Linked DNA regions of Homo sapiens: all the other regions are linked to region 3. A link is an interaction called in ENCODE POLR2A ChIA-PET data of the cell type or tissue named here. Cell type or tissue: HepG2. All regions are shown on one strand. Links, peaks and the distances in the headings refer to the core of each region. The heading gives the core; the rest is flanking DNA.

What was found. Peaks named below come from ENCODE experiments on the same cell type or tissue, not always from the same donor. Only the 100,000 strongest peaks of a DNase experiment are listed, where the experiment ranks them.
Region 1: POLR2A ChIA-PET joins it to region 3 with 10 read pairs; 23 of 35 experiments call an interaction of 5 or more read pairs at or near these places.
Region 2: POLR2A ChIA-PET joins it to region 3 with 10 read pairs; 5 of 35 experiments call an interaction of 5 or more read pairs at or near these places.
Region 4: POLR2A ChIA-PET joins it to region 3 with 10 read pairs; 4 of 35 experiments call an interaction of 5 or more read pairs at or near these places.

Annotation. Positions count from the first base shown.
Region 1 is chr17:39,447,577-39,455,518 of GRCh38, reverse strand. It overlaps MED1 (mediator complex subunit 1), which reads left to right and starts at 4,256. Exons shown (of 17, transcript NM_004774.4): 1 at 4,256-4,481; 2 at 7,615-7,721. The coding sequence starts at 4,457. In HepG2, for the core only: no CTCF peak of the experiment used is centred there; DNase peaks (open chromatin) are centred at 2,298, 4,198 and 5,258; H3K4me3 peaks cover 3,415 bases.
Region 2 is chr17:39,094,613-39,101,012 of GRCh38, reverse strand. The region is part of intron 7 of PLXDC1 (plexin domain containing 1); the gene reads left to right. Among named protein-coding and RNA genes, the nearest start is that of PLXDC1, 54 kb to the left of the region's middle. RefSeq lists an enhancer at 1,465-2,066. In HepG2, for the core only: no CTCF peak of the experiment used is centred there; no DNase peak of the experiment used is centred there; H3K27me3 peaks cover 2,502 bases.
Region 3 is chr17:39,196,660-39,204,601 of GRCh38, reverse strand. RPL19 (ribosomal protein L19) reads right to left here and starts at 4,319. Exons shown (of 6, transcript NM_000981.4): 1 at 4,253-4,319; 2 at 3,283-3,389; 3 at 2,163-2,285; 4 at 1,493-1,613; 5 at 415-525; 6 at 1-77. The coding sequence starts at 4,257. LOC124903996 (a long non-coding RNA gene) reads left to right here and starts at 3,388. Exons shown (of 2, transcript XR_007065745.1): 1 at 3,388-3,697; 2 at 3,804-4,447. It overlaps CACNB1 (calcium voltage-gated channel auxiliary subunit beta 1), which reads left to right and starts at 6,933. Exons shown (of 14, transcript NM_000723.5): 1 at 6,933-7,190. The coding sequence starts at 7,107. RefSeq lists silencers at 200-400, 6,636-6,765, 6,776-7,175, 7,606-7,735. In HepG2, for the core only: no CTCF peak of the experiment used is centred there; a DNase peak (open chromatin) is centred at 4,571; H3K4me3 peaks cover 2,789 bases.
Region 4 is chr17:38,554,225-38,562,166 of GRCh38, reverse strand. SRCIN1 (SRC kinase signaling inhibitor 1) reads left to right here. Exons shown (of 19, transcript NM_025248.3): 7 at 1-704; 8 at 1,742-1,834; 9 at 2,070-2,113; 10 at 2,395-2,582; 11 at 3,765-3,940. Among named protein-coding and RNA genes, the nearest start is that of SRCIN1, 48 kb to the left of the region's middle. RefSeq lists an enhancer at 544-1,097. In HepG2, for the core only: CTCF peaks have their summits at 2,527 and 3,879 (motif pointing left); DNase peaks (open chromatin) are centred at 2,596 and 3,866; H3K4me3 peaks cover 2,206 bases.

The sequences.
Region 1 (7,942 bases), core at 1,814-5,813, 250 kb before region 3:
CTCCGCCTCCCAGGTTCAAGCAATTCTCTGCCTCAGCCTTCTCAGTAGCTGGGATTACAGGCGCCTGCCACCATGTTCAGATGATTTTTTTTTAATTTTTAATAGAGACGTGGTTTCACCATCTTGGCCAGGCTGGTCTTGAACTCCTGACCTTGTGATCACCCCCCGCCTTGGCCTCACAAAGTGCTGGGATTACAGGTGCAAGCCACTGTGCCTGGCTGAGATCAAGTTTTTAATTCACGATGTACCCACAGTAGAATGGAAAAGTGAAGACGACAGAAGGCATCGGTGATGTGTCAAAATCTGGAAGAATTAAATTGATTATCCAGATTAAACACCAGCAGAAACTTTTTTTCTTTTTTTGAGACGGAGTCTCACTCTGTCACCTAGGTTGGAGTGCAGTGGTGCGATCTCGTCTCGCTGCAAGCTTCGCCTCGATCTCGGCTCACTGCAAGCTCCGCCTCCCGGATTCACACCATTCTCCTATCTCAGCCTCCCAAATGGCTGGGATTACGGGTGCCTGCCACCATGCCCGGCTAATTTTTTGTATTTGTAGTAGAGACCGGGTTTCACTGTGTTGGCCAGGATGGTCTTGATCTCCTGACCTCGTGATCTGCTCGCCCCGGCCTCCCAAAGTGTTTGTATTACAGGCGTGAGCCACTGCACCTGGCTGAACCTTTCAAAATTATCTGTTACTGCCTCTTGAAGCCAATTAGAGACCAGTAACTAATGAAAGAATGAAGCTTTATCCCTGAAACTTTGAACTTATAATATCTTGAATTTCTATAGCACTTTAAAATTTTTCACGGAACTCTTTTAATCCCGTCAATAAATTTCAATTGAATAAATAAACTAATGAAATTATGTTATTTTTATTACTATTTTTATTTTTTTTTTTGAGACTAAGTCTCCCTCTGTCGCCCAGGCTGGAGTGCAGTGGCACGATTACAGGCATGAGCCACCACACCGCACCAGGCCTATTATTATTATTATGCTTATTGAGAACAGTTTCAATCTGTGGCCTAGGCTGGAGTGCACTGGCAGGATCTTGGCTCACTGCAACCTCCACCTCCCAGGTTCAAGCAATTCTCCTGCCTCAGCCTCCCAAATAGCTGGGATTACAGGCATGCGCCACCATGCCCGGCTAATTTTTTTGTATTATTTTGTATTTTGTATTATTAGTAGAGACAGACTTTGGCCATGTTGGCTAGGCTGTTCTCGAACTCCTGACCTTAAGTGATCCACCCACCTCAGCCTCCCAAAGGGCTGGGATTATAGGCGTGAGCCACTTATTATCGACATCTAATATAGGTTAAACTGACACTGAGAAGGAGTTAGATTGGACCATGTTGACACTTAAGTGTAGAAAGTGCCTGGAGCCGGGACACCTCACTTCTACATACTAAACCAGTACTTTGTATTGAACTACCCTTCCTTCCTCCCTCCCTCCCTTCCTTCCTTCTTTTCCTTTCTTTCTCTCTCTCTCTTTCTTTTAGATAATCTCCCTAACATGGTATTCCTCTTTTTGGTGAATAAAATTCTGCAGCAGAAAATCTCAGGCTGTATCTAAATTTTAAAATACAATATCTACTGTAAACTGCAGGTATTGATCCAATCTGTGCTTTTGTAAAATAAGGGTTGCTTCATTATACAGAAAAACTTTGAACTCAGAAATTCCAGGACTGCTCCATTTGCTTTATTTGCATAACCTTCAAGGGCAGAGAGTCAGGGCAACTCTGTGAACCCCAAGTGATCAGTCAGGTGATGGCAATACTTAGCCTGCAAATCTACTAAAACAAGTCAGAAAGTTTCCATTTAGGCTGTACACAAGAAGAAATATTTAACTAAAGTTTCAATAGCTCTTTTTCCCCAACAAACCAATTTGTTAGTTTAGATTTTAGGTTTAGAGTCCTCTGGGCCGGGCACAGTGGCTCATGCCTGTAATCGTAACACTTTGGGAGGCCAACGTGGGTGGATTGCCTGAGCTCAAGTTCGAGACCAGCCTGGGCAACATAGTGAAACTCTGTCTCTACTAAAATACAAAAAAATTAGCTGGGTGGTGTGGCATACACCTGTAGTCCCAGCTACTTGGGAGGCTGAGGCAGAAGAATTGCTTGAACCCAGGAGGCGGGGGTTGCAGTGAGCCGAGATTGTGCCACTGCACTCCAGCCTTGGCGACAGAGCGAGACACTGTCTCAAAAAAAAAAAAAAAAAAAAAAAAAAAAAAAGAGTCCTTTGGCGCCTCCTTCAAAGCTTAGTCACTTACAATTTGCCCATTGTACCCATTTTCCTATGTATACTGTTCCTATATGTACCTTGAATACTTTTCTTGTTTAATGACATGGCTTTCTTTTTTTTTTTCAGACTCCGTCTTGCTCTTATTGCCCAGACTGGAGTGCGATGACACGATCTTGGCTCACTGCAACCTCCACTTCCCGGATTGAAGCGATTCTCCTGCCTCAGCCTCCCCAGTAGCTGGGATTACAGGCATGTGTCACCACACCCGGCTAATTTTTTGTATTTTTAGTAGAAATGGGGTTTCACCATTTTGGCCAGGCTGGTCTCGACCTCCTGATCTCAAGTACCTGCCTCAGCCTCCCAAAGGACATTGCTCTCTTATCTTCTAGAGTAGAACTTTTCCAATGGTGTCTCTCATCTGCATTTTCAGATGACAAATGATAACTTCTCATTCCATTCTGTAACCAGAAGTTAGTAAAGTTTATTTATAAGCTTTATAAAGTTAAAAATTTCCTAGCAACACTTAGTACAGACTTTTTTTTTTATTTGTATAGAGTTTCCATGATAAAGTGTAGTTGGGTATCTGGCATTGGTACTTAGGGCATAATAATTAATGAAAAAATTTTGAGCCCCTATGATTATAGTGACCAATCATATTTTCGGAACTCTAAATAAGATTAGCCTATCAAGCGCTAGGGTTGTGTTTTCATGTTTGTTTATTTGTCTGAGACAGAGTCTTGCTCTGCCACCCAGGCTGGAGTGCAGTAGCATGATCTCGGCTCACTGCAACCTCTGCCTCCCAGGTTCAAGCGCTTCTCCTGCTTCAGCCTCCTGAGTAGCTCCGCGACCAGCCGTGTTTTCATGTTTGTATTAGCAGCTCCAAATATACACATATTAGGACTCCACAGATGCTTACTAAGTGAAGAACACTTAGTTTGAGGATAGTAAAGGATACAGTTTTTTCTTTTTGAGACAGTCTCACTCTGTCACCCAGGTTGGAGTGCAGTGACGCGATCTCTGCTCACTGCAACTTTCGCTTCACGGGTTCCAGAGATTCTCCTGCTTCAGCCTCCCGAGTAGCTGGGATTACAGGAGCGCACCACCACACCTGGCTAATTTTTGTATTTTTCGTAGAGACGGAGTTTTACCATGTTAGCCAGGCTGGTCTCAAACTCCTGACCTGATGATCCACCTACCTTGGCCTCCCAAAGTGCTGGGATTACAGGCATGAGCCACTGCGCCTAGCCAGAAATAGTTTTGAAACTAAAAAAATGAGAAAAGGGGAATTAACTGTGCTATAGGCTCGCTTTGAACGTCATGTTACAATGCGCCACTATCTTTCTTAGGATGTAATTATTGCATCTAGTATCTCAGGTTAAACTTATCTTTCATAAGACACTCCTGATACCAATAGCCTTTGAAAATCTAGTCATGGCCGGGTGTGGTGGCTCATGCCTGTAATCCCAGCACTTTGGGAGGCCGAGGCGGGCGGACAGCGAGGTCAGGAGTTCGAGACCAGCCTGGCCAACACGGCGAAACCCCGTCTCTACTAAAAATAGCTGGGCGTGGTGGCGGGTGCCTGTAATCCCAGCTACTCGGGAGGCTGAGGCAGGAGAATCGCTTGAACCCGGGAGGCGGAGGTTGCAGTGAGCCGACATCGTGCCATTGCACTCCAGCCTGGGCGACAAGAGCAAGACTCCATCTCAAAAAAAAAAAAAAAAAAATTAAAAAAAAAAGAAAAGCTAGTCTTTCAGTACAGGGATCTGGAGATTTTAATTTGCGAGCTGTTTAACTGCTAAAATAAAAAAAAAATGGCGGTTTCCGCAGGGGAGCCGAAAGCTACCGGCCGGCAGGTTTAATATCCAGCGGCGCGAGGCCTGAGACAGCTCAGATCAAAGGGAAGACTGCGCTGAAAGAAATCTCGCGAGGCCGACGCATTGACCAATATTCGCGAGATTTCGATGCCCTGTCCTCTTCCTCTCTCTGGCAGGACCACGGTTTATCTCGCGAATTTTGGGAAGTTCCGTTGGGGAAGATGGCGGCGGCCTCGAGCACCCTTCTCTTCTTGCCGCCGGGGACTTCAGATTGATCCTTCCCGGGAAGAGTAGGGACTGCTGGTGCCCTGCGTCCCGGGATCCCGAGCCAACTTGTTTCCTCCGTTAGTGGTGGGGAAGGGCTTATCCTTTTGTGGCGGATCTAGCTTCTCCTCGCCTTCAGGATGAAAGCTCAGGGGGAAACCGAGGGTAAGTGACTGTAGGGGAAAGGAGGGGGCGGGACACAACTGGGGGAGCCAGTTTGTGAGAGGAGGTTCTTGCAGATGTCCCATGGGGGCCACTTTAGGGGCATAGAGTCCAGGAGAGGGAATGTGTATTAGTTTTAGATTGTCACTATACCCTCCTTGGTGATTATAGAGCTTCGACTTTAGGGCGATGGGGACTCTCAACTTCTGTGAAGATTTCATGCTCGACTAGGGCACTTTTGGCCTAAAGTGGTGGGAGACGGGGCAAATGAATACAAAATCAGCTTACATCTCGTTCCAGAAGAGACGCCTGAATAAATTTAGGGCTGTGTGTAAACGTACTGGAGACTATTTTGGCATCAATGAAATGATTAGGTCCTTATATTTATTAGCAGCCAGCAGTTCTCTACAATGTCAAGTGTTCAGATCCTGTGCCATTGTGTATTTTTAAAGTGCGCTGAATTTCGTTCTTTTATTGACCGAACTACGAACTGCAGAAAAACAACTTTTCTGTGGAACTTTACTAAGATTTTCTAAAGTTCCACACTCCGGCTAAGATGCTGCCTTAGCATTTTGGGCATAGTTCTGTTGATACAGTGAACTGTGTTATTGTTTATCTTCTCCAGTTTCCTCTGAGCTTTGCAGATTAGAGTCCTTGCCTGATTATTTTTGTATAGTTTCTGGCACGTAATAGTCGCTCAAAAAGTGTTGGAGCATCGAAGTACAGATATTTATCAGCAGGTTTCTCAAGAAAAACAAAGAGTGTGTTTTGGAGCAGAGGTCGAAAGGTGAGGCCGGGAGCAGTGACTCACACCTGTAATCCCAGCGCTTTGGGAGGCTGCGGCTGGAGGATCCCTGGAGCCCAGGAGTTCGCGACCAGCCTGGGCAACATACTGAGGCCCTGTCTCTACAAAAAAAATAAAAAAATTGCCGGGCACTGTGGCTCACGCGTGTAATCCCAGCACTTTGGGAGGTTGAGGCGGGTGGATCACCTGAGGTTGGGAGATCGAGACCAGCCTGACCAACATGGAGAAAACCCGTCTCTACTAGAAATACAAAATTAGCCGGGCGTGGTGGTGAATGCCTGTAATCCCAGCTACCTGGGAGGCTGAGGTGGGAGGATTGCTTCAACCCAGGAGGTGGAGGTTGTGGTGAGCCAAGACTGCGCCATTGCATTCCTACCTGGGCTACAAGAGCGAAACTTCGTCTCAAAAAAAAAAAAAAAAAAAAAAGGCCGGGTGTGGTGGCTCACTCCTGTAATCCCAGCACTTTGGGAGGCTGAGGTGGGCGGATCACCTGAGGTTAGGAGTTCAAGACCAGACTGGCTAACATGGTGAAACCCTTTCTCTACTAAAAATACAAAATTAGCCAGGCACAGTGGCATGCCTGCAATCCCAGCTACTTGGTAGGCTGAGGCAGGAGAATCACCCAAACCCGGGAGGTGGAGGTTGCAGTGAGCCAAGATAGTGCCACTGGACTCCAGTCTGGGCAACAAGAGCAAAACTCCGTCTCAAAAAAAAAAAAAAAGAAAAAAAATTGAAAATAAATAAAATAAAAAATTAGCTCCAGGTAGTGGCTCAAGGCTGTAATCCCAGCACCTTGGGAGGCCGAAGCGGGCGAATCACTTGAGCCCACAAGTTGGAGACCAGCCTAGACAACCTGGCAAAAGCCTGTCTCTACAACAGATACAAAAATTAGCTAGGCATGGTGGCACAAGCCAGTAGTCCCAGCTACTTGGGAGGCTGAGGTGGGAGGATTACCTGAATCCTGTAGGTCAAGGCTCCAGTGAGCCAGAATCATGCCACTGCACTGTAACCTGGGCGACAGAGCGAGACCCTGTTTCAAGGGAAAATTAGCTATAGTCTCAGCTACTCTGAAGGCTGAGCTGGGAGGATCACTTGATCCTGGAGCATGGGAGGTTGAGGCTGCAATAGGCCTTGATTGTGCCAGTGCACTCAAGCTGGGGCTACAGAGTGATACTCTGTCTTAAAAAAAAAAAAGAAAAGAAAGATGTACTCCTTGGGTGCAAGGAGACAACAAGTGTAAAAATGGAAACTTCATGAAGTAGGAGTTTTTGTCTAGTTTGTTCATTGCTGTCTTTTTAGCATTTTCATTTATTTATTTATTTATTTGAGACAGAGTTTTGCTCTTGTTGCCCAGGTTGGAGTGCAGTGGCGCAATCTGGGCTCACTGCAACCTCCGCCTCCTGGGTTCAAGTGATTCTCCTGCCTCAGCCTTCCGAGTAGCTGGGATTACAGGCATGTACCACCAAGCCCGGCTAATTTTGTATTTTTAGTAGAGATGGGGTTTCTCCGTGTTGGTCAGGCTGGTCTCGAATTCCCAACCTCAGGTGATCCACCCGCCTTGGCCTCCCAAAGTGCTGGGATTACAGGCGTGAGCCACTCCGCCCAGCCAGCATTTTCATTTATTTTTTTTCTTTTTTTTAAATTTTCCTCTCTAGCCCAGTTCAATAACTTTTTTTTTTTTTTTTTTGACACAATGTCTCCCTCTGTTGCCTAGGATGGAGTAAGTGGTGTGATCAAGGCTCATCACTGAAGCTTCGACCTCCCAGGCTGAGGTGATCCTTCTGCCTCAGCCTCCAGAGTAGCTGGGGACTGACTACAGGCACATGCCAGGAGGCTTGGCTAATTTTTTTCTTTCTTTTTTTTTTTGAGACAGTGTTTCGCTCTGTTGCCCATGCTGGAGTGCAATAGTGTGATCTCGGCTCACTGCAACCTCTGCCTCCTGGATTCAAGCAATTCTCCTCCCTTAGCCTCCCAAGTAGCTGGGATTACAGGCATGCACCACCACATCTGGCTAATTTTGTATTTTCGGTAGAGACAGGGTTTGACACTCCAGCCTGGTCATCAAGAGTGAAACTTAGTCTTTAAAAAAAAAAAAAAAAAGGTGGATAGATAACAGTCCAGTGGTATGGTATTCCTTACATCAGACCCATAACTTGTGTGTCATCTTGCCATTAAAAATGTCTTCTTTGGATGTTTTGAAGTAAAATGATTTTGGAAAATATTTTAACTGAATTCTTACTGTGATGAAGTGTGGGAATTTATTTTGCAAGGAAAACTGTGGATGGTCTTGATAGAACAGTTACTGATAACGTTTTCTGATTTAAATCATAGAGTCAGAAAAGCTGAGTAAGATGAGTTCTCTCCTGGAACGGCTCCATGCAAAATTTAACCAAAATAGACCCTGGAGTGAAACCATTAAGCTTGTGCGTCAAGTCATGGTAAGGATTGTGGTGAAGTGGGTAAAGTGTTTTGCTTAGATAATTATTCTTAATACGCTAAGCTCCCCATGTAGATGTGTTCATACTATCTTCATAAAACATCTGAATACATGGTGGTTTCAACTTTAGGAGTCTATTGTATCTATACTACAGGTTGAATATCCCTTATATGAAATGCTTGGGACCGGAAGTGTTTTAGATTTTGGATTGTTTTGGATTTT
Region 2 (6,400 bases), core at 1,922-5,921, 100 kb after region 3:
CCCTAGATATTAGATCCTGGGCTGAGAGTCAGTGCACCCCACTACAGTTGTATCAGTTGTCAAAATATTGAAATACTTGCATTCTTGTTGGCAAATTGCTGCTGATTTGAGCCCCCTCGTACCTCCCACGACCCCTCCTGCCCTCCCCTTAGCCCCCTGCGCTCCCAGTCCTCTATCAAGTATTACAGCCTGGGCTCCAGGACCTGGCTCCATGGCTGCAGGCAGCATCTGCTCTGACTGGTTGGTAAACGCCTGTGTTGAGCCAGTTGTTAAATCATCTCCGTATCACCTGGTTGCATTAGTTAGCTACAGCTGTATAACAAATTGCTCCAGAATTTAGTGGCTTAAAACTGCAACATATTATCTCAGAGTTTTTATGGATCAGGAAGCAAAGCACAATTCAGCCAGGACCTCTCATTCAAGGTCTTTCACAGGCTGCGACTGAAGTGTTAGCCAGCGGCCAGGCACGGTGGCTCACGCCCATAATCTCAGTTCTTTGGGAGGCCAAGGCAGGGGATCTCCTGAGGTCAGGAGTTTGAGACCAGCCTGGCCAATATGTCGAAACCCCATCCTTACTAAAAATACAAAAGTTAGCTGGGTGTGGTGATGGGTACCTATAATCCCAGCTACTTGGGAGGCTGAGGCAGGAGAATCGCTTGAACCCGAGGGGCGGAGCTTGCAGTGAGCTGAGATCGCACCACCTCACTCCTCACACCACTCACTCACGATTTCACTGGGTGAAAGAGTGAAACTCTGTCTCAAAAAAAAGAAAAAAAGTGTTAGCCAGGGTCACAGTTACCCCCGTGATGGGGTGGCAGGTGGGGAGGGTTGGGACCGGCTTCAGAGCTTTCATGTGGTTTGGCAGGATTCAGGATTCAGAATTCAGGATTCAGTTCCCCAAGGAGGCCTTCTTTGGCTCCTTGCCTGGTAAACTTCCCCATGATATGGCAGCTGGCTTCCATCAGAGCAGGCAAGCGAGACAAAAGCAGAGGGCGAGGAAGACGCAAACCAGGGTCTTTTTATAGCTTAATTTTAGATGTAACATCCTATCTTTTTTGCCACATTCCGCTGGCTAGAACCAAGTCACAGATCCAGTCTACGCTCAGGGACTGGATTGCACCTGGGTGTGGATACCAGGCAGCCACCGTAGAGGCTCTCTGGGGGCCATGCTAGCGTCTGCCTACCACACTGATTATAATCCTCTTTCCCATGCACTAAGCTGGACAGTGTCTTGGATCTTCCCCAAACATTGTGAGTTTGTACATTTGTCCCTTTCTAAATGAGGACACAAATGTTCAGAGAGGTAGAGTGACTTATCCTTGGTCACACAGCTATGAAAGGAAGAATTCAAGTCCAGATCTTCTCCATTTAAATCCTGGAGTCCACCACTGAGCCTTTCTTAGACTGACCCACTCCCATTCCACCCAGGGGAATCTTTTCCTCCTCAGCTCCCCCAAACACCCACAGAGTGGGGTGTGCAAACTCCCCAGGCTGCTTCTTGGGACTGTTCTTGGTGTCTGTGCCTTATTTCCTTCCCTATCCTGCATCCCATGTACATTACTGAGCCCACTGTCGGGGCAGGGATGTGTCTGTTTCATCTGCACCTCCCTCAAGGGCTTCTTCCAGGCAGAGTCTCAGGAAACGTGTGCCTGATCAAGCTGTGGAATGAGGGTGAATTAGAGGGGGTCAGATCCCCGGTAGCATCTGCCTCTGAGGCTCCTCTGTGATTCTGGAATGAGAAGCCCCTTTAGAGCAAACCAGAGAGATGAGGGGTGAAGGGGGCGGGGAAGCACAACCCACCTGAAAGAGCAGGGAGGCTATGTCTGCTCTGCAGGATCAGGAGGAAATCTCGGTGGTGGGAGCGGTTGGAGTCTGACTCCAGGTGCTGTGTGCTGAGGTGTTGGGTCTACCTGCCAGGTGAAAGCCAGCACCTGACCCCCAGACACTGCCAGCAGCTCCCAGCCTCGTCCTCCTTCCCTCTGTCTCCTGTTCCTCCTTGTCACCATCAGATCCGATCACATCACTCTCTGACTCCTTGCTGCCCACAGGTCAGGTCAAAATCCTCAGTGTGGCATTCAAGGCCGGGCACAGCTGGGTGCAGTCAACCACGCAGGCGCATTTCCAAACCCTCCCTCCGCTCACCGCCCTCTGCCTGGGGAGCTCTGGTCTGTGTCCCCTGGGTTCCCTGAACATGCTAAGGGCTGTCCACATCGGTATGACACAGTCCCCTTGTATAAAACGCCTCTTACTCCAATCTTTTTTACTGCTTGGCACCATTCTCCCTCTCCAGCGGCCCAGGTCAGATGCTGTGCAAGTAACCACTCCGCCATGCAGTGGAATTCACGGCTTCCTCTTCTTCCCCCCGGCACTTCGCTGATACTTTTTTCTTCTTCTTCTTTTCTTTCTAGTGGTGGCGAGAACAAATGCTGATACTCTTAACATAGAACTTATTGTCCTCCCCAGCTAGGTGTGAATTCCTTGGGGGCTCTCTATGGCCCCCAGCAGTGAGCCCAGTGGGCAGGCACTAACATTTTTAGAAAATGAGTAACTACAAGAAAGTGGACCTAGTTGCTGGGGTTAGGGCACCGCTGAAGGGAATGGACATAGCATAGACCTTGTCCTCTGCTCTATTGTGACTCTAGGTGAGAACAGGGGTCTGACACCACTTGAGTTTGGGAGTTGAGTGTTTTGGAAATTGCATCCCTTTTTGTCAGAGGTTTTTAGCTTACGGGAACAAGCATAAAATTCAGGAAGTCTGGGAATCTTAAAATTGTATACGGATTTTTTTTTTTTTTTTTTTTTTTTTTGAGATGGAGTTTCACTCTTGTTGCCCAGGCTGGAGTGCAATGGCGCAATCTCGGCTCACTGCAACCTCCACCTCCTGGGTTCAAGCAATTCTCCTGCCTCAGCCTCCGGAGTAGCTGTGATTATAGGTGCCCGCCACCACGCCTGACTAATTTTTGTATTTTTTAGCAGAGACGGGGTTTCACCATGTTGGCCAGGCTGGTCCTGAACTCTGACCTCAGGTGATCCGCCCACCTTGGCCTCCCAAAGTGCCGGGATTACAGGCGTGAGCCGTTGCACCTGGCCTTTTTTTTTTTTTTTTTTTTATAGACAGGGTCTTGCTCTGTCGCTCAGGCCGAAGTGCAGTAGCACAATCATAGCTCACTGCAACCTCAACTTTCTGGGCTTAAGCGATCCTCCTGCCTCAGCCTCCTGAGTAGCTGAGACTATAGATGTGTACCACCATGCCCAGCTTATTTATTTATTTATTTATTTATTTATTTATTTATTTATTATTTGTAAAGACAAATAATAAAATAGGGTGGTATTGAATTCTTACGCTCAAGCCATGCTCTGGCTTTGGCCTCCCAAAGCACTGGATTACAGATGTGAGCCACCGTGTAAGGCCTGTATGTGGAGTATTGAAATGCAAGTGGAACATGTTCACATCCATGCGTTTTTCTGGGACAGTATCCATGGCCCTCATTGGGGTTTAAAATGGGCCACAGCCTCTGCTCCTGGGGAGAAATGGCTTTTATGTGGCTAAGGGGTCAGATGACTTTGGGTCTCACATTCAATCCGGCAAGCAGGGAATTTGTTTGGATTAGGTTGAGCTGCAGGTAATAGTAAACCCCAAATGATCATGGCTTAAAGGAAACAGAAGTTCAGGAAGAGCCATCTGGTCTGCAGACCCTATGATCACCATGGATAATCCTATTGACCAAGCCCACCTGATCATACAGAATGGGTGGCGTCACTGTCCTTGTGCCCAGGTTTGACTGCTCCCTGCCTGGGGCAGTGTGAGGAGGGGAGTTTGATTCCTCACTATTTAGGAATCCCCAGCCACTGAACCCTGTCTGGGGAAAACTCTCCTCCCCCAGGTTCTAAACACTTTCCTCCCCACCCCTGCTAGGCAAGGGGATGGGAGGTGCAATGGGGAGGACTCCTCACAGCCTCACTCCTGGGGGAGAGGGTAGAAGAGGCTGAAAACCACAAGAGTTCTTACCAGTACTTCCTCGTATAAACTCTTCCGCAGGCTTTTCAGCAGAGTCTGCAAAGCATCTTTGGTGAAAAGAAAAGTCATGTGCAATTAGCAGCATCTGTTTGCAGAGGCACTCAAAACACACAGGACAGTGTATCCGCTATGTGGCTGGGGAGACCGCCGGAAGTCAATATTATTTCCTCTGTTCATTTGCTTAAGAAACTCTTTATTTCATGGTTAGTATAAAAGCAACTTTAGCATTGCCAACATCGAAACTGACAGGGATTCTGAATTAGTGGGATCAGTTAGTGAGGATTTTCTTACAAAGAGCTCCAGAATGTAGCCTGCCCCTTGGCTGGCCCCGAATGGCCTTGGACGGCCCCAACATGCTGGTCCTCCTCCTTTACCGGAACTTTCCTGTCCTTTCCGAGGCAGACTTGAGTCCAGATATATGTCAGGGCCTGAGCTGTGTGTACCTTCCTGCCAGGCTGCAGGTAAGGGAGGGGTGGGTCCCAGAGCAGGCTACAGAAGGGATCTAGGGGCAGCCACGTGAGGAAGTGGGTGCAGGGAGAAGCTGAGGATCTGGCCAATTTTGCCTTTTCTGATAAAGGATCCTTTAAAGTGCCCTTCGTTGGAAGTTTTTAATCCATCTGGGGGCCCATCCTTCCCTCTTTTCCCTTCTCACTTCTGTTTTTCCCACTACTCTGCTCCCTGAGTCATTTCTGGCCTCTTCTTTCTCTGCCTTTTTCTGCTTTGCTTCAATGCTGAGGGACCCCCCTACTTCTCCCCCGTGGGGCAGGGTCCCCTGCTGGGGCTCCACTCGTGATTATTGAATGAATAATCACATGAGCCAAGGAACAAAAGAATGCATGAAGACTTTTTCCCAACCCAACCTCTTAGATTTTTTTATACGGTAACCACCCATTCCAGGTGGGAGTTTGTGGATCGACCTGTCATCTCCTAACTTCTTCTGGCCAAGCCAGCACTCTCCCATGGGCATCTGGCATTGAAACACAAAGGGACATGCAAACCTCTCACTTGAACCATTAACATTACTTGTTTGGGGCCAGGCATGGTGGCTACGCCTGTAATCCCAGCACTTTGAGAGGCCGAGGCGGGTGGATCGTTTGAGGCCAGGAGTTTGAGACCAGCCTGGCCAAGATGGTGAAACCCCATCTGTACTAAAAATACAGAAATCAGCCAGGTGTGGTGGCAGGCACCTGTAATCCCAGCTCCTCGGGAGGCTGAGGCAGGAGAATTGCTTGAACCCGGGAGGTGGAGGCTGCAGTGAGCTGAGATTGTGCCACTGCACTCCAGCCTGGGCGACAGAGCAAGACCCTGTCTCAAAAACAAAAACAAAACAAAACAAAAACAACCCCCCCGCCAAAAAAAAAAGACAAAAAACAAAAACATTTCTTGTTTGGGCAGCAGTGTTTGCCAAGTCTGGACCTGAGTATTTCTGAATCTTTGATGCCTGGAAGCAGAGATAAAACAGAACACCTTAAACTGCCAGAAATGGTGCTCTGGGGAAGCCTGCGTCTTGGTTCCAGAAAGGATCTGTTGGTCATGGAGATGGAAGTCATTGTCTTGGGCAAGCTCCAGATGTTGGTGAAACAATCCAAAACAAATAACCCAGGCTTGGGGGGTTGGGGGGGGGGGGCGGGGCGTAAGGATTCTTTTATTAAAAAAATAAAAATATTACCAAACCCACACTCGAACAAGTACAAGCTGGCAGTTGAAGTGAGCAAATAGTTTCAATTAGAGATATAGTTCCACCCCCCACCCTCATCCCCCTTTCTGCCACCACTCAGCCTCCCCCACTCCGCTGGAAGGACTGTATTTTCAGAGGACAGCTGGCATCCCTGGCTGCACCCATGCTTGGGGCACATCCCCAACTCTGCCCCCCAGCCCGGATGGTGGGGAAACCCATCCCTAGAGCCTGGTGTGAAGTTTCTAGGAGACTTGGCTTCCCTGGCTGCCACTTGTGTCTCTATCCTCGAACTCAGTTCCCTTGAAAAGTCTGAGTCTCTATCTGTGCCCCACCCTGAGTCCCTTTGTCCCTCCCATTTCCCCTTCCTTCTGATGAGGGAAAGCTCTGCCCTGCAGCCTTGCAGGTGGAGAAATCCTGAAAGCCAGCTCTCCTCCCGCTTTGAGATCTAGCTTAGGAGGCGGCATGTCTGGTTTACTGTGGTCTTTCAGGGTTGTCCTTTTGAGAATGGCAGTAATTTGTGGTGGGCTGGGGAGGGAGGGCGTGCTTCCTTTGGGCTGTGGGCTGACGTTATAAGTTGCTGAGGTTTTCATGACTATTTGTAACCCATTCATTCACTCACAGTCATTTCTTAAGGTCCTGTTAAGTGCAAGGCCTGGTGCTAGGGGATGAGGTACAGAGATAAATTCCATGCAGACTCTGTCTTA
Region 3 (7,942 bases), core at 2,122-6,121:
CCTTCTTGGCCTGGAGGCGCTCTTCACGGCGCTTGCGTGCTTCCTTGGTCTTAGACCTGCGGGCCTCAGCCTGGTCACTGGTCAGGGAAGAGAAAAGACGGGTCAGTTTGGGAAGAGATGAGATGCTAGGGAGACAGAAGCACATCCCCAGACCTCTCCCTTTGAGCCTAGTCAGCTTCTGGAATGAGTTGCTGGGCCCACCAAAGGCTCCTGCTTCAACTAACCTCTAGTCCCTACGAGACAGGAAGAGTGGGTGTGTACAGGACAGAGGAGTGGGTGCCTCTAAGGGAACAGCTGTATTCCTAAGACAGACTACGTGCAAGTCAAGACTTAGGCATTGGCACATTTTAAGTATCTAAGAACAACTCTCAAAGGTCTAAGAATGTTCCCCTAAGACTCTGAAAAGAAACTTACGCCAGGAGCTTCTTGCGGGCCTTGTCTGCCTTCAGCTTGTGGATGTGTTCCATGAGAATCCGCTTGTTTTTGAACACATTCCCCTTCACCTTCAGGTACAGGCTGTGATACCTGCAGGGTACACGGAGTGAAGAGATGCTGGTTGGTGATGGATCAGAGGCTGCCTTGTGAGCTGTTCCTCCACCCAAGGTCACTAAGCTTGTAGCTTCCTTTCTTTTCTCCTATTGCTGCATGAATTACTTCCTAAACCATGACTTTTTTGTGTGCAGTTCCTAGATAGAACTTGCCTGGCAAATAAACTGTTGGGCTATCCTGATGACATACAGGGAAAAAAAGAAAGACCAGAATAGAAAAACTTTCTTAGAAAGGCTCCCTACCCATGGCTGGGCGTGGTGGCTCAGGCCTGTAATCTGAGCACTTTGAGAGGCTGAGGCGGGCGGATCACTTGAGGCCAGGAGTTCGAGACCAGCCTGGCCAACGGTGAAACCACATCTCTACTAAAAATACAAAAATTAGCCAGGCGTGGTAGTACATGCCTGTAATCCCAGGTACTTGAGACGGTGAGGCAGGTGAAGTGCTTGAACCTCGAAAGCAGATTGCAGTGAACCAAGATCGTGCCACTGCATTCCATCCTGGGTGACAGAGCGAGACTCTGTCTCCAAAAAAAAAAAGCTCCCTACCCAAGGCCAGTAAGACAGATCTCTGTGGGCCACGCGTGGTGGCTCATGCCTATAACCCCAGCACTTTGGGAGGCCAAGGCGGGCGGATCACAAGGCCAGGAGATCGAGACCATCCTGGCTAACACAGTGAAACCCCGTCTCTACTAAAAATGCAAAAAATTAGCCAGGTATGGTGGCACATGCCTGTAGTCCCAGCTACTCAAGAGGCTGAGGCAGGAGAATAACTTGAACCTGGGAGGTAGAGGTTGTAGTGAGCTGAGATCGCGCCACTGCACTCCAGCCTGGGTGACAGAGCAAGACTCCATCTCAAAAAAAAAAAAAAAAAAAAAAAAATCTCTGGGAAATGAACTAGCCATCAAAGCAGCAAATGGGTACTGGGCCCAAGAGGGTGTGCTTACATGTGGCGATCGATCTTCTTAGATTCACGGTATCTTCTGAGCAGCCGGCGCAAAATCCTCATTCTCCTCATCCATGTGACCTTCTCTGGCATTCGGGCATTGGCTGTACCCTTCCGCTTACCTGTGGAGAAGATGAGTTAGGAACGGGCCACTACCCAGGCCCACTGTGTATAAGTACACCAAGTGAATATAGTTTCAAGTCAGGGTCCTTAACTCATTTAATCCTCACAACCTCATTTTAAGTAGCATTACTTCCATTTTCCAGATGATGATCCCAACTACGTAAGTTCTTTCGTTTACTCAATTTTAAAGGAAGCACAAATACAGCAATAATTCCCCATTCACTTCATGCAGAATGTGGGTGTAACAGGCAGTGCACCAAGGCAACACAGCACGTTGTAAGGAGCTTCCTTCGATCATTCTGAAACTAGAAAGTACAGAATCCTTGGCATAGTGTAGGTAGGGACTTAGTAAATGTGACCTCCTACCAGGGATACTCTCAATTCCAATACCAGCACCAACTTTCTGATTTGCACACAGGCAGAAAACACATCAAATATCAAGGAGTAAGAAACAGGCTCAAGATGAGACAGAGTGCTTAGATCCTGAATATATTTCAGCATAGATGCCAGCACCTATCATTTCTTAAGGAGAAGATGACCACACTTACCTATGCCCATGTGCCTGCCCTTCCGGCGGGCCAAGGTGTTTTTCCGGCATCGAGCCCGGGAATGGACCGTCACAGGCTTGCGGATGATCAGCCCATCTTTGATGAGCTTCCGGATCTGCTGACCTGGGAAAGCATAATGCACCTGGTCAGTCAACTGGGGCCCAAGCACATCACAGAGTCCAAATAGGCCAGGCCAGAGACACTGCTCACATTCTTGGCCCCACGGTCTCAAAAAGGATGGAAACACTGGAACTTATTTCTTGCCTTCAAAAACCCAAAAAACCTCTATCTTTTCTTTTTCCTTCACAAACAGAGGTTGTGAGAAATACCCTTTGTCTTTGAGACAGTCTCCCTATGTTGCCCAGGCCGGTCTTGAATTTCTGGGCTCATGATCCTCCTGCCTCAGCTTACCAAGTAGCTGGGATTAAAGATGCCTGCCACCATGCCTGGCCATTTCTACATTTTAAATATATGAAAGCACACTCAAAAGAACAAGCCTGATACAATGACTCCTCCATTTTATAGACACTCTGAATGAACTTTCCTAGGTTTGTAACAAGTCAACCCAGGCTAGGTGTGGTGGCTCACGTCGATAATCCCAGCACTCTGGGAGGCTGAGGTGGATGGATGACCTGAGGTCAGGAGTTTGAGACCAGCCTGACCAACATGATGAAACCCCATCTCTACTAAAGATACAAAAATTAGCTGGGTGTGGTGGCACGTGCCTTAGTCCCAGCTACTTGGGAGGCTGAGGAAGGAGAATCGCTTGAACCTGGGAGGCAGAGGTTGCGGTGAGCTGAGATCCTACCACTGCACTCCAGTCTGGGTGACAAAGTGAGACTCTGTCCCAAAAAAAATAAAATAAAATATAAAGAGTAAATTAGCTGGGTGTGGTGGTGCACACCTCTAATCCCAGCTACTCAGGAGGCTGAGGTGGGAGAATCACTTGAGCCTGGGAGCAGGGGTTGCAATGATCAGATGGCACCACTACACTCCAGCCTGGACAACAGAGCAAGACTGTCTAAAAAAAAAAAAAAAAGTCAACACAATTGTGTTATCATTAATCTGACGCAGGAGAAAAGAAGGAAGTAGGGTGAAGAGACAGATCCCAGGTACTCACGGGAGTTGGCATTGGCGATTTCATTGGTCTCATTGGGGTCTAACCAGACCTTCTTCTTGCCACAGCGGAGGACACTAGAGGCGAGCCTCTTCTGAAGCCTGAGCATACTAGACACACAGAAAACATGATTAGACTCTGAAAGCCAATCCTGGGCAAGAATGAACGTCCCCATCAAGACCTGCCCTTTGTGACCCACACCACAGCCGCGAAATAAGACTCTTCCCTAAATCATCTTTAAGGCTCTGGGCTATGCAGCTGGCCCCCTTGGGTTTAAGACTTCAAAACCCACGCTATGCCTTCACCTCTCGGAGCCTCATGTTCGCATTTCTCCTCTGGAAAGTCAAGCCAAGGACTTATTGGATTGAATAGGGGGGTTATGCCATTTCTGGTACTCAGCGTTTAAAGAATATTCGAGGTGAGTAGACCTGATTTCTAGTCTAGGAATGCAGGCAAGTTACTCTGTTTTCTGGGCTTATTTCCCTGTTTTATCACAGTAACAAGCCTCGTTCGGCTATTCGCAGAGATTTCCTTTATGAGAGGCCAAAGGAGTGAATGGAGTCAAGAGTTAGAGATCACCTCTCTCGGCAGTCGGAGGCCTGGGGCCTACACTAGGCTTGCCCTACATCACGTGAAAGCAGAGATCGGCTCCGCTCCGGGTGTGCCAAGCAAGAAAGGGCCCACGGCTTGGTCTTGTTCGCTCCGTTTGCTCTGCTCGCGTGGGTCGACCGGACACGTGTGCGGTGCGGCACCAGCCGGGGCAGACTTTTCCTGGTCTCAGTTGCTGCGACGCTCCCCGCCCCCCCTCACTCCGGAGGCCCGGGACGAAAGTGCTCCGGCCTACCCCAAACCCCGGGACCGGCCGCTTTAGGGCGGCCTCCATTTCATCTCCCCCAACCCCAGCTGCGGTCCCAAGACCGACAGTCCCTTGTCGACACGCGTCAGCGCCTGATGGAGACCAGCTCGCCCTCACCTCATGGCTGCGGCCGCAGCAGCGAAAGGAAAGAGCTCGCTCGGGCCCGGCTCCTCCCATTATCTGCGAAGGGGAGAGCCCAAACCCTGCTCCAATTTCGTCCGTATTCCTGTCCGGTTCTTTCATCTTCTGCCACACTAAACTCACTCATAGCCTCCATATAGGCCTGAAATGATAAAAGTCAAATATCAGAAATCGGTTTTAAACTTAAAAACATAAAAAAGTACCCCTTCCGTAGGGAAAGTGGTATAGTCCGACTTCCTACTAGACATGCGCAGCAAGGGTTCCCAATCACGTGGTTATCTGTAACCGGAAGTCAGCTGGATTGCGCAGGCGGAGTGAGAGAGGTTTTGCTAGAGTGGCCTGGTGTTTGCGGGCGTTCGGGGGGTTGTGGGTGGATGTTTTATTAGCTGAGAAAAAATCAGTTAAAGAAGCGAGAGAGAATGACAACAGATATCAGACAAAGGCGAACTCTTATTCACTCTTGTAGTAGATTGAAAACCCCTGGAGTGCAGAATCGATCACTAAAAGATGTTAGTGTTTTTACGCCACTGCGGGTCTTGCAAGCTCTTGGAGGGCGGGAACTAGTCTCAGTCTCATTTGGCTCACAACTGTACTGCGGCAGGCATGGATCCGCGATCGAACACACCTCAGAAATACCGCACTGGCTGAATGGATGAATGATTGCAGAAAGTAAAATTAAAAAAAAAAAAAATTGGGTTGGGCTCGATGGCTCATGCCTGTAATCCCAGCACTTTGGGAGGCCAAGGCAGGCGGATCACTTGAGGTCAGGAGTTCGAGACCAGCCTGGCCAACATGGTGAAACCCTGTCTCCACTAAAAATACAAAAATTAGCCGGGCGTAGCGGCGCGTGCTTGTAATTCCAGCTACTGGGGAGGCTGAGGCAGGAGAATCGCTTGAACCCAGGAGGCGGAGGTTGCAGTGAGCCGAGATTGCGCCACTGCACTCCAGCCTGGGCAACAGAGTGAGACTCCGTCTCAAAAAAAAAAAAAAAGCAGTCCTTTTCTTCTGATCTGGAACACCCAATGTAAAAATCCAAGAAGAACATTCTGGGGTTTAAGAAGTCTACATCTGAATTGAGGCTCCAACTCATGATTGGTTCCTGCTGATCACCCTATCCGTTTCATCTCAACTTTCCTGGCTGAGAAAGTAGAAGAGAGAGAAAGGGAAGCAACATTTATGCTACTTCCTCACAACAACACGATTAGCGTTGCCCTCATTTTACAGCTAAGGTAACAGATTCAGAACACAGATATTTCTGATTGCAAAGCCCATACTTTTGCGGTTATGCCAGCCTTTCTTGTCTCCAAGGGGCAGGTGGAAACCCTGCTCAGGGTTGGAACTCTCCTGGAACGTTTCTAATGGGCTTCATCTTCACTCACTGCTCCGCCTTCCCCAAGGTGTTGTGATCAGAGGAATGACAGACTGACCATTCACTTGCTATTAGAGTTGGGTGAGGAGGAGGAGTCCCATAGTCTCCTGTCCTGCGGAACACAGCAAGGTGGTGGCCTTATTGTAAGGTCACTTGACCTGGAGAGGGTCTTCTCCATCTCTCCTTTCTGTGGAGCAGGAGAAGGGGTGGAGTAGGAAGGGAATGGGTCCTCCTGTCATGAGTGACCCCTTCATTGAAACTTACAGCTTCTCCAAACACCCCAGCAATTCATTTAATTCTCCCTCATCCTCCCAATAATACCAGGTGACACAGACTCCACAGTACCAGCAACCCCATTTTATAGGAGAGGAGGAAACTGATGCTCAGAGAGGTGATTTGTCCGGGGCTATACAACCAGAAACAGCCTGAGCCAAATTGGCGCCAGAGTCTATTGCCCAGAATCTCCTATTCCTCTTCTCTCCACCAGTCATGGTGGGTGGCATCCAGATCTTGGATGTTTCTCCCTAAATCAGGGGTAAAGGTGGCGCAATTCTAGGTCAAAGGTCATGAGATCTGATTTTACCAGCTTCTCCTCTCTCAGCTCCATATTTCTTCCTCTTTTCTCATCCAAGAGCAGGGACCTCACCCAGCCCCATTCCTGGCCTTTTGGAAGAACAGGGGTTGGGGGGGCGGTGTATCCTAGTGACTGATTAGGGCAGAACTCCTGGACCCCTGGGATTTATTTTGCTGTCTCTATTGGACACCCTCCCCATCTCAGCCTCAGCCTCCCACCGGCAGCCCCAGAGCCATGTTGGAGGGAGAGGCTTTTCTGTTTGGTTTGAGGCAGCCTGGGCCCCACACTGGGGAGAAAGGAGTTAAAGCCAGGTCCCAGGATCACCGGGACCGGGAAGTTCCGGTGGTCCAAACAGGAGTGGGTTGGGGGGACCCGCAGGAAGAGAGGTTTGGGACAAAAGGGGGGTGGTGCCAGCCATGCCAATCCCCATCAGCGCTCGGCATCCACTGGTAGACCGCCCCCCCACCCCTCCCCCAAGTTCCACGCCTAGTTTCTGCCTTCCCGCCCCAGCGGGCCGCCTGCACCCCACGGCCAGTCAGAGGCCCACCTGCGGCCACCTAGAGCCGAGAGGGGCTTGCCTCCCTGCTGCCGCACGCCCATTGTGTGCGCCGAGCCGGCGGAGGGGCTGCGAGGGGCGGGGCCGGGCGGGCGGAGGGAGGGAGCGAGGGAGGGGCGCGGGGAGATGCTGAGCCTACGGGGGAGGCGGCGGCGGCAGTGGAGAGAGCGGGAGGAGCGAGGGAAGGCAGGAAGGAGGCAGCCGAAGGCCGAGCTGGGTGGCTGGACCGGGTGCTGGCTGCGCCGCGCTGCTTTCGGCTCCCACGGCCTCTCCCATGCGCTGAGGGAGCCCGGCTGGGCCGGGCCGGCGGCGGGAGGGGAGGCTCCTCTCCATGGTCCAGAAGACCAGCATGTCCCGGGGCCCTTACCCACCCTCCCAGGAGATCCCCATGGAGGTCTTCGACCCCAGCCCGCAGGTGAGGCGTGGTGGCCCGGCCCAACGGGAGGGGGTCGCTCCCGCGGACCGTGTTAAGGTCGGCTCGAGAGGCGCGGGAGAGGAAGGGGTTATATGCCGGGCGCGGAGGAGAGAGGGATGCCTGCGCGCCCCCCATCCTTGCAGGTTGTGATTGATGGGCGCTGGGCCTGGGGCTGGGTGGCGATGCTGCGGAGCGGGGAGGGGGCGGGTGGGCTGCCTGTCACCCTCGCCTCCTTATCTCCCCCGCGTCAAGGTTCCTGCCGCTTGGGCACCAGCTTCAGTGGGCTGAGCGTGGGGGTGCTGGTGGAGGGGGATCTGGGCCTTGAGAAGGGGAGGTTGAAAGAGGCTAGAAAGCGAGCCAGGCAAGGGGGGCGACGCAGAGCACGCTCGGGGGCGCCAGGCGGGTGTGGGTGGGGCGGGGGTGGCACGAGGAGGTGGCCGAGGCGATGGTCAGAGGGCGGTGCCAAATGCCAACAGGCCTTCAAAGCCGCAGACACTGGTTCTCGAGGGTGGGGAAAGAGCCAACCCCGGTCGAGGTCCCCTCCCAGCCACCTGGGCTCCATCTCTATGTCGGACCTGCTCCCCTCCCCCCACACCCACGTTGACTTACCCCACCCCCACCCCCGCCCCAAAAACGCCTCCAAAGTTTGGAAAGTTGGATGGATGCCAACTCATAGGAGGGGGGGAAGCTGTTTTACCTGGGGGAGGGGTCTACTTCTCCATCCCCACCCGCACACTTTTCCTACACCCCTG
Region 4 (7,942 bases), core at 1,720-5,719, 640 kb after region 3:
GCCGGGGGGCGCCCGCCTTCGTACGCCGGCAGCCCGGTGCACCACGCGGCCGAGAGGCTGGGAGGCGCCCCGGCCGCCCAGGGCGTCAGCCCCAGCCCCAGCGCCATCCTGGAGCGGCGCGACGTGAAGCCGGACGAGGACCTGGCGAGCAAGGCGGGCGGCATGGTGCTGGTGAAAGGCGAGGGCCTCTATGCTGACCCCTACGGGCTGCTGCACGAGGGCCGTCTGAGCCTGGCCGCGGCCGCCGGCGACCCGTTCGCCTACCCGGGCGCCGGCGGCCTCTACAAGCGCGGCTCGGTGCGCTCGCTCAGCACCTACTCGGCCGCCGCGCTGCAGTCCGATCTGGAGGACTCCCTGTACAAGGCGGCGGGCGGCGGCGGCCCGCTGTACGGCGACGGCTACGGCTTCCGCCTGCCGCCTTCGTCACCGCAGAAGCTGGCCGACGTGGCAGCACCCCCCGGAGGTCCCCCGCCACCGCACAGCCCCTACTCGGGGCCGCCCAGCCGCGGCTCGCCAGTGCGCCAGTCCTTCCGCAAGGACTCGGGCTCCTCGTCCGTCTTTGCCGAGAGTCCTGGAGGGAAGACCCGCAGCGCGGGGAGCGCCTCGACGGCCGGAGCTCCCCCTTCGGAGCTCTTCCCTGGGCCTGGGGAACGCTCGCTGGTTGGGTTCGGGCCGCCAGTGCCAGCCAAGGACACGGAGACCAGGTGAGGGACGTTAACCAGGCCTCAGGGACTGGGGGTGGGGGGTGCGCTGCGGAGAGGGTTCACAGCAGAGTCCGTGGCAGGTGTGTGTCCTGGACTGAGATCCTGGAGTCCTTTGGAGACCTTGAGTAGTCTTGAAGGGTCGCCAGAGAGCATCTTGGATGTGGCAGAGAGGGCATTGGAGAGACCAGCTTGCCATTTTCCTCCCATCCGCAAGACTGGAGGGGGTGGTTGAGAGGTCCCCAGACGAGGACTCTGGAGACTTGGGTTTGCATCCATTTTCTAAGCCTCGGTTTCCCCAACTGTAAAATTGAGGGGTTGAACCACTTTTAGTGGCTTTCCAGCTTAAGAGTTTGCAGCAGTGAGAGCTGTCCAGCACCGGGACAGCTGAAGTCCACTGGGGAGGAGGGTGCTGTTGAAAAATGGTGACGAGGAAAGGAGCACATTCGGGTACCTAGCCTCCAGGCTGAGGAGCCCCTGCCCATCGCTCAGTCCCCTCCTAAGGGTGCAGGGCTGGAGGAGGTAACCAGGGCAGTAGGTAATCTGCACCCTCAGGCAGCGCTGCTGAGCAGTGAAGAGAAGCCATTGGCCTTCACACAGCTCTTACGTGGCCTGTGTGGCAGGCGCTGCACAGGGTACTGTCAATGCCAAGCTGAGCAAACCCAGTTCCTGTCCTGGTCTAGTGGGGAGACACTCAGCATACCTCCACTTCCCTTGGGTGGTATGGAAGGAGGCGTTCCTCGGGGCCCCTGGGGTCTGTGGAATGGTTTGGGGGAGGGGTCAGGAGAAAGGCAGAGCAGGCAGGGGAAAGCATTGCCAGGCATGGAGAGATCAGCGTGCAGCCTTTAGGGAGGGAATGAAAGGTGAGATGGGAGGCTGTGGGCTTGATCCTTAGGCATTGGGGCCCTTTGCGTTGTCTGTGTTTTGGCAGCCAGGGATGGGACGGTGTTTCTTCTGGTTACCAATCTTAGGAATGGGGGGCTGGGCAGGAGAGACCCTATGCTCAGAGGCGAGGTTGCCCAGACCCCCTTCCTCCCCAGGGAGCGCATGGAGGCCATGGAGAAGCAGATTGCCAGCCTCACAGGCCTGGTGCAGAGCGCCTTACTGCGAGGCTCTGAGCCTGAGACCCCCAGGTGAGGCCCCTCTCCCAACACCACTGCCAGGGCCTAGGGGTGGAGCAGGAGGAAGGGGAAATGGGCATCGGCTCTGCCAGTGTCTCACTGGGTGACCCTGGGTGAATCCCTTCCCTTCTCTGGGACTCCATCCTGAGATCGGAGAGCTGGAGGAGATGACATCCAAGGTTCCACCCAGCTCTGAAGGTCTGGGGCTGGCCTGGACCCCCTGATGGCTTTTTTCCCTGTGCCACAGCGAGAAGATTGAAGGCTCCAATGGAGCAGCCACCCCCTCAGCACGTGAGTGAACCTCCCCCTCCCCCATCCTTGTTCTCTCCGAGCCTGTTTTCTAATCTATAAAGTGGGGATTAAGCAATAGCTACATCACTGGCCTTAGCCCAAGAGGTCTTTTTCCTGGCACTTTGGTCCCCACCGTTAGGGCTGACCACTTGGGGCAGGTAGAGCCACGGGCTTCTCTGGCTACTGTGTGGGGTCGGAGAGTAGGGAGGACTTTGTCCCAGCCCAGTCCTTCCCAGGCTCACAGTTTGTTCACTTTCTCCCATCCTCGTGGTCCTCTGCAGCCTGTGGGTCAGGCGGCCGGAGCAGCGGGGCCACCCCGGTGTCCGGCCCGCCCCCGCCCTCGGCCAGCAGCACCCCCGCAGGTCAGCCTACCGCCGTTAGCCGGCTGCAGATGCAGCTTCACCTGCGAGGCCTGCAGAACAGCGCCAGTGACTTGCGCGGCCAGCTCCAGCAGTTGCGCAAGCTCCAGGTACCGCCCCGTCCTGGGCCCCGCCCCACCAACGCCCACCTACTGGTAGAAGTCCCTTGCCGCAAGTCCCGCCCCATCCCCTACTACCTCATCCTTTTCCCAGAGCTTCCACGCCCGAGTCCTTCGCCGCTCACTGGCCTCTCTCCGAACCCTTTCTCCCCTTCCCCTTTCTTGAGCTTCCGCTCCCTCGCTGAACCTCCACTTCCTCACCAAGGCCTTATCCCTCGCCCGTGACCCCCTCATTGAGCCCTCCTTCTCCTTCCCTGAGTCCCCATCGCCCTCCTGGAGCCCCAGTCACCCACTGAGCCCCTCCGTCGTCAGTATCCCTCGGGGCAGTTCCAGTTCCTTCCTGCCCTGCATCCCTTTCCCTGAGTCAGCGAGAGCCCTTCCCCCAAGTCCTCTCAGCTCCTCCCTCCTGAGCCCCAACAGTCTCCCCGGCCCTGCTTGGCAGATGGTCCCACCTGTCAGGAGCTTGGCATCGCCGAGTCCGCTCCTCAAGCAGGCCCAGGGGCCGTCAGGTGAGGATAATTAGCAGAGACAGGCTGGGGAGGGGGCAGAGAATTGCCATCTGGGCAACGGGTAAGATCTTGCCCACCCCCGCCATTCAGGCTTGGAACAGGGTTGGATCGATCATCAACTTAGTCTTCCTGTCCCAGCCATAGAAGCTCTATCAAATGCCAGCGCTTGAGTCCTTCATTCCAGTCCCGTCCCCATTCCGGGATGATGGAAGCCATAGCCATGCGGCCGCACTGTCGGCAGGGACCTACATAGGGCTACACCCTGTCCCGCAAATATTCCCAACCCCTTCTCCTGCCTCATATTCCCCAGAACTTAACCTTGCCCTCCTCCCCCTGCAATACCACCCCTGCTCGCGGCCACAGCCATGCAGCTCCCCCTTTGCATGGCCCATTTTAACGCTCCCCTCTCCACGATCCCCATCCGTTCTCCTCCTGCCTCTGTTCTTCCCCAGAACTTAGCCCTCTGCCCCTGCCCTTCGCCATCCCGCCCCTGCCCTTCGCCATCCCACCCCTTCGCTGCTGCCTGAGGCGGAGCCAAGCAGCCGCTTCTTCTGCAGAGCCCCGCCCTGGATTGGGCAGTCCTCTACCCGCCTTCTCCCGGCCCTTCCCCTGCCTCGCGGCTCCGCTCCCCCCACCCGGGTCCATCCGTCCGTGCGTCCCGCAGCTACAGAACCAGGAGTCGGTGCGCGCGCTGCTGAAGCGCACGGAGGCAGAGCTGAGCATGCGCGTGTCGGAGGCGGCGCGGCGGCAGGAGGACCCGCTGCAGCGGCAGCGCACCCTGGTGGAAGAGGAACGGCTGCGCTATCTCAACGACGAGGAGCTTATTACCCAGCAGCTCAAGTGAGGCTGGGCCCGCGGCGGAGGGAGGGGTGGGGGTGCGGCTGGAGTGACCCGCAACCTGGTTTCCCTGGGAGGCGCAGCTCCCTTCCCTCTGAGTCACAGGTGGCGTTGGTCTGTTCTGAAGCCTGATTTCATTCTCCTCTGGCCTGATTTCACTGTGACCCACAAACTTTTGACCGGCTGGCATTATTCCTGATTTCTTTTTTCTGGCTTGATGCCTGCTTTTGCTATGGTCTTGCTTCATAATGATCCACACTCAGGCTTCCTGTGGCCTGCAGCTTCACTGTCATGTGGCCAGCTGCCTGATTTCCCTCTGCCCTCTGCCTACTTTCATTTTGGCCTGTGACCCGTGCAAAGTGACCCTTGGGTAGTGAGTTCAGGTGCAGCGTTCAGGTGCCGTCACTGCTCCAGCCTGGCGCTGACCAGCCATCATTGGAGATCCGATTCCCTGATCTCTGAGTCCAGATATAGCCAAGGAAAACCCACCTTCCTTCCTAGTGCAGCTGGAACAGGGCTGTAGTGTTTTCAGAAGGAAGGAGGAATCGCGAACACTGTGCCTCCGCATGCTTAGGCATGGAGGGGTTAACAGAAGACAGTCTTCTGATCCAAATTTAGCAAATGGCTGTCTGGCCAACCATTCCATTGTCTGGCACCTTTGAAGGGAGACGCTGCCTTTCAGTGTCCATTCAGGGAGTGAGCACCCACCCTGCTTTCCCTCGCCAGTGATAAGGATCTGAGACAGAGGCCCTGCTCCTTCCTTTGGGCCCTCTCTTGGTGACACAGGGCACTAGGGGACCTGGAGTCCAGTGCCAGCACTGAGAGGCTGAGTGATCAGGGCAGTTCCTGCCCCTCTCTGTGCCCCAGTGTCCTCATCTGTACCCAGCATTAAGTTTTTCACCTCTCTTTTCAACAAGGGGTTGAGTTGTACTGGCCAGTGACTCCGGGAGCCAGGAGAGGCTGCTCCTTGGAGCCCAGCTTCCTCACTAAGTCATAAATGAGCCTCTTGCGACGGGCTCCTTGAGATGGGTTGCTGCTCCTCAGCCTGAGGCCCACATAGCCTGGTGGTACATGTGCATTTTAGCAAGGCCCAAGGCAACAATTCCCATGACACCATGTGGCTGAAATAGGGTAAGGGGCCACCCCATCACTCTAGGTGTGATAACTTAGTGAGGACTCCAGCCAGATCTCCAAGCAGACTGGCAGGTGTCATCTCTCCTCACCCAGGGAATTCCATTTCTCCAGATTTTCTATCCTTTCCTTGTCCCTTTTCATTCAGCCCAGAGGAGGGGGGTTGGAATTTTCAAAAGCAACTTTACCGAGACATTAAAGGAAAATTAAAGGAGATCTAAAAGCACAGAGCCAGAAGATACGAAAGGAGAGATTTATGCTACCGTCATTATAAGTGTTTGGTCCTTGGCTCCCTGAAGGCCTTGGTTCTCCAGGAACACAGACTCCCCAACCCCTGCCCCATTATCAAACCCATTACTCAGAGAGCTTGGGACCTGCATTACTGTTTCTGGCAGGATTCTCCATCCTCCTGAAAGGGGACTCCTGCTTCTTCTGGGTTGGGCAGATACTGGGCTCCAACCTGGCCATGAAGGCCCTCCCTGCCCAGCTCCCATAGCCTTCCCAGGCTTTAACCCTGCAGCCCCCCTGCCCCACACTCTGGCTGTAGCTCGTGGTTACTCCAGGAGCTTACGCTTACTCTTGCTCCAATTTGCTATACCACTTCCTCTTTCCTGGCAACTTGCTGGAAGTTAAAACTGGTTCTGTTTCATTCAACTTGACTCACTCACCTGCCCATCTAGCCCAGCACTTAAGGTCTGTCTGGGCACTGCCTTTAGGTGCAGCCTCTGCTGACTGAGACCTTTTAGGTCCTGGAATCTACCTTTGCCTAACCCAGGTCCAGCTTTGTAGGTATGCCACGTGTGCGGTCACGCGGAGCCCCATGCTTGGAAGGGCCCCATGCTTGGTGTAATGCTCTGCTGTTGCCATCTTGAAATTCTTAATAATTTTTAAACTAGAGGTAACATTTTCATTTTGCATTGGGCCCCATAAATTATTTAGCTGGTTCCATTTTGACTCTCCCCTCTTGACCCCTCCAGGACTAAACCTGGGCTTGGAAAGCCTAGCCACATTTTAATCCAGTGTCTAGACTAGCTGGCCTGGGACTCATTTGCAGAGCTTGCCCAGGTTAGAGGCCCCCCAACTTTGGCAGATTGGGTGATCAGAACATCAAGTTGCCGATTGAGCTTAGGGAGGCCTAGTCTCTCCTGCCTAAGAATTGCAGTGTTGTCATCTCCTGGAAGCTTATTTGAGTCCTTTACATGAGAGTCTCTTCCCCCTCTGAGTGATGTTTGGGAGTGACCATTTTATAAAACTGGCACAGCCTGGACCAGTCAGGTGTTACACATATGAGCAGGGGAATTGTTCTTTCCCATGTGGTAGAGCGAGGGCTGGGCTAGGACAGTGTATGGATTGGGGGCAGCGTGGCTGATGTTGGTCTAGTGTGAAAATGAGATGCAGCAGAACCAATGGCTGATGTCAGATGTGAGTAGATCCCGCTTTGCTGCAAAATAGCTGTATGACCTTGAACTAACTAGTTAATCTCTTTGAATATCTGAATATCTTTTTTTCCTTTTTTTAAAATGCCAGAGTCTTAGGATAGCTAATTAATTAGGGTAGCTTCCTATAACAAATAAGCTCCCAAATTGTTTAATAATTCAAAAGTAATAAACATATCTTTCTCATGGAACAGTATTGGGTGGGTTAGGCGGGTGGCTCTTCTCCATGCAGTCATTCAGGGACCCAGGCTGATGGAGGTTCTGCCGTCTTCAACATGTGTTTTCCAAGATCACCCAGAGAGTTTCCAACCAATGGAAAAGGAGAAAGGAGCATGGAGGACCTTACATGGGAGGTTTTTGTGAGCCAGGTCTGGAAGCAGCATGTATCCCTTCCACTCATCTTCCATTGGGTAGACTTCAGTTAAATGGCCACTTATCATTGCAAGGGAGGCTGGGATGTGTAGTCTAGGCTCTGAGCCACTGTTTGTCTGTGTATAAGCTGGAGATAATAACTGTTCCCACCTCCAGGATTTGTTTTGAGGGTTAATTAAAGTAATGAAAGCCAAGGCCTGAGTGTGGCACCTGGCATACAGTAAGTGCGTAATACAGGATAGCTCTTTAACTGGTAGTGTTGCTGAGTCACAAGCTTTTGCCCTTGACTTCAACCCAGTCTGTCTTTTCACCTGCTAGTTGGATGAAGATGTGTAAGGCGTGCTGATAAGATTTGCTGATGACACAGAGCTTTAAGGGGGAGCAAATCTGTTGGATGGTAGAACTGAAATTCAAAAGTTGTTTGCCCCTGGATTGAGCTGAAATCCAACAATGGGATTTGACAGGAATATATATAAAGTCCCGCATGTGAGTCAGGGATGTCAGCGACTCAAGTACAGAACTGAGATGACTTACCTGGGCAGCAGTTCCTTCTCTCCCTTGTTCATTCATTCCACAATTATTTCCCAGACATCTACTCTGCACCAGGCACCATGCCAGGTGCTAGAAACCGGAGATGAATCTGGAAGACATGGTCTTTGCCTGCCTGGGGTTAGTAGTCCAGAAGGCTGCACAACCCAGCCAACAGGAGCTTCAGCGGTTTGGAGGGCAGGAAGCAGACCCAACAGCCGCAAGGGGAGGGGCTGGAGGACAGCTTCCCACTGAGACCTGAGGATCAGTGGGAGTTAGCACGTGTGTGTGCCTGTATGTGTATGGGTGAATGGAATATTCTAGGCAGAGAAAACAGCATTATAAAGAGCCAGAGAGGACAGCACATGTAGCACCTCAGAGCAGGTCTGAAGGGCTCTAAGCAGAAGCCAGATGAGATGAGGGTTACAGCAGCACGGAAAACAAGAGCAGTTCCCAGGCACTGAGCCCTTTGCCGCGTGCTTTCCTGTCTTCATTAGCTCATCCAATCCACCTGATGGCCCCCATGAAGGGGGAACTC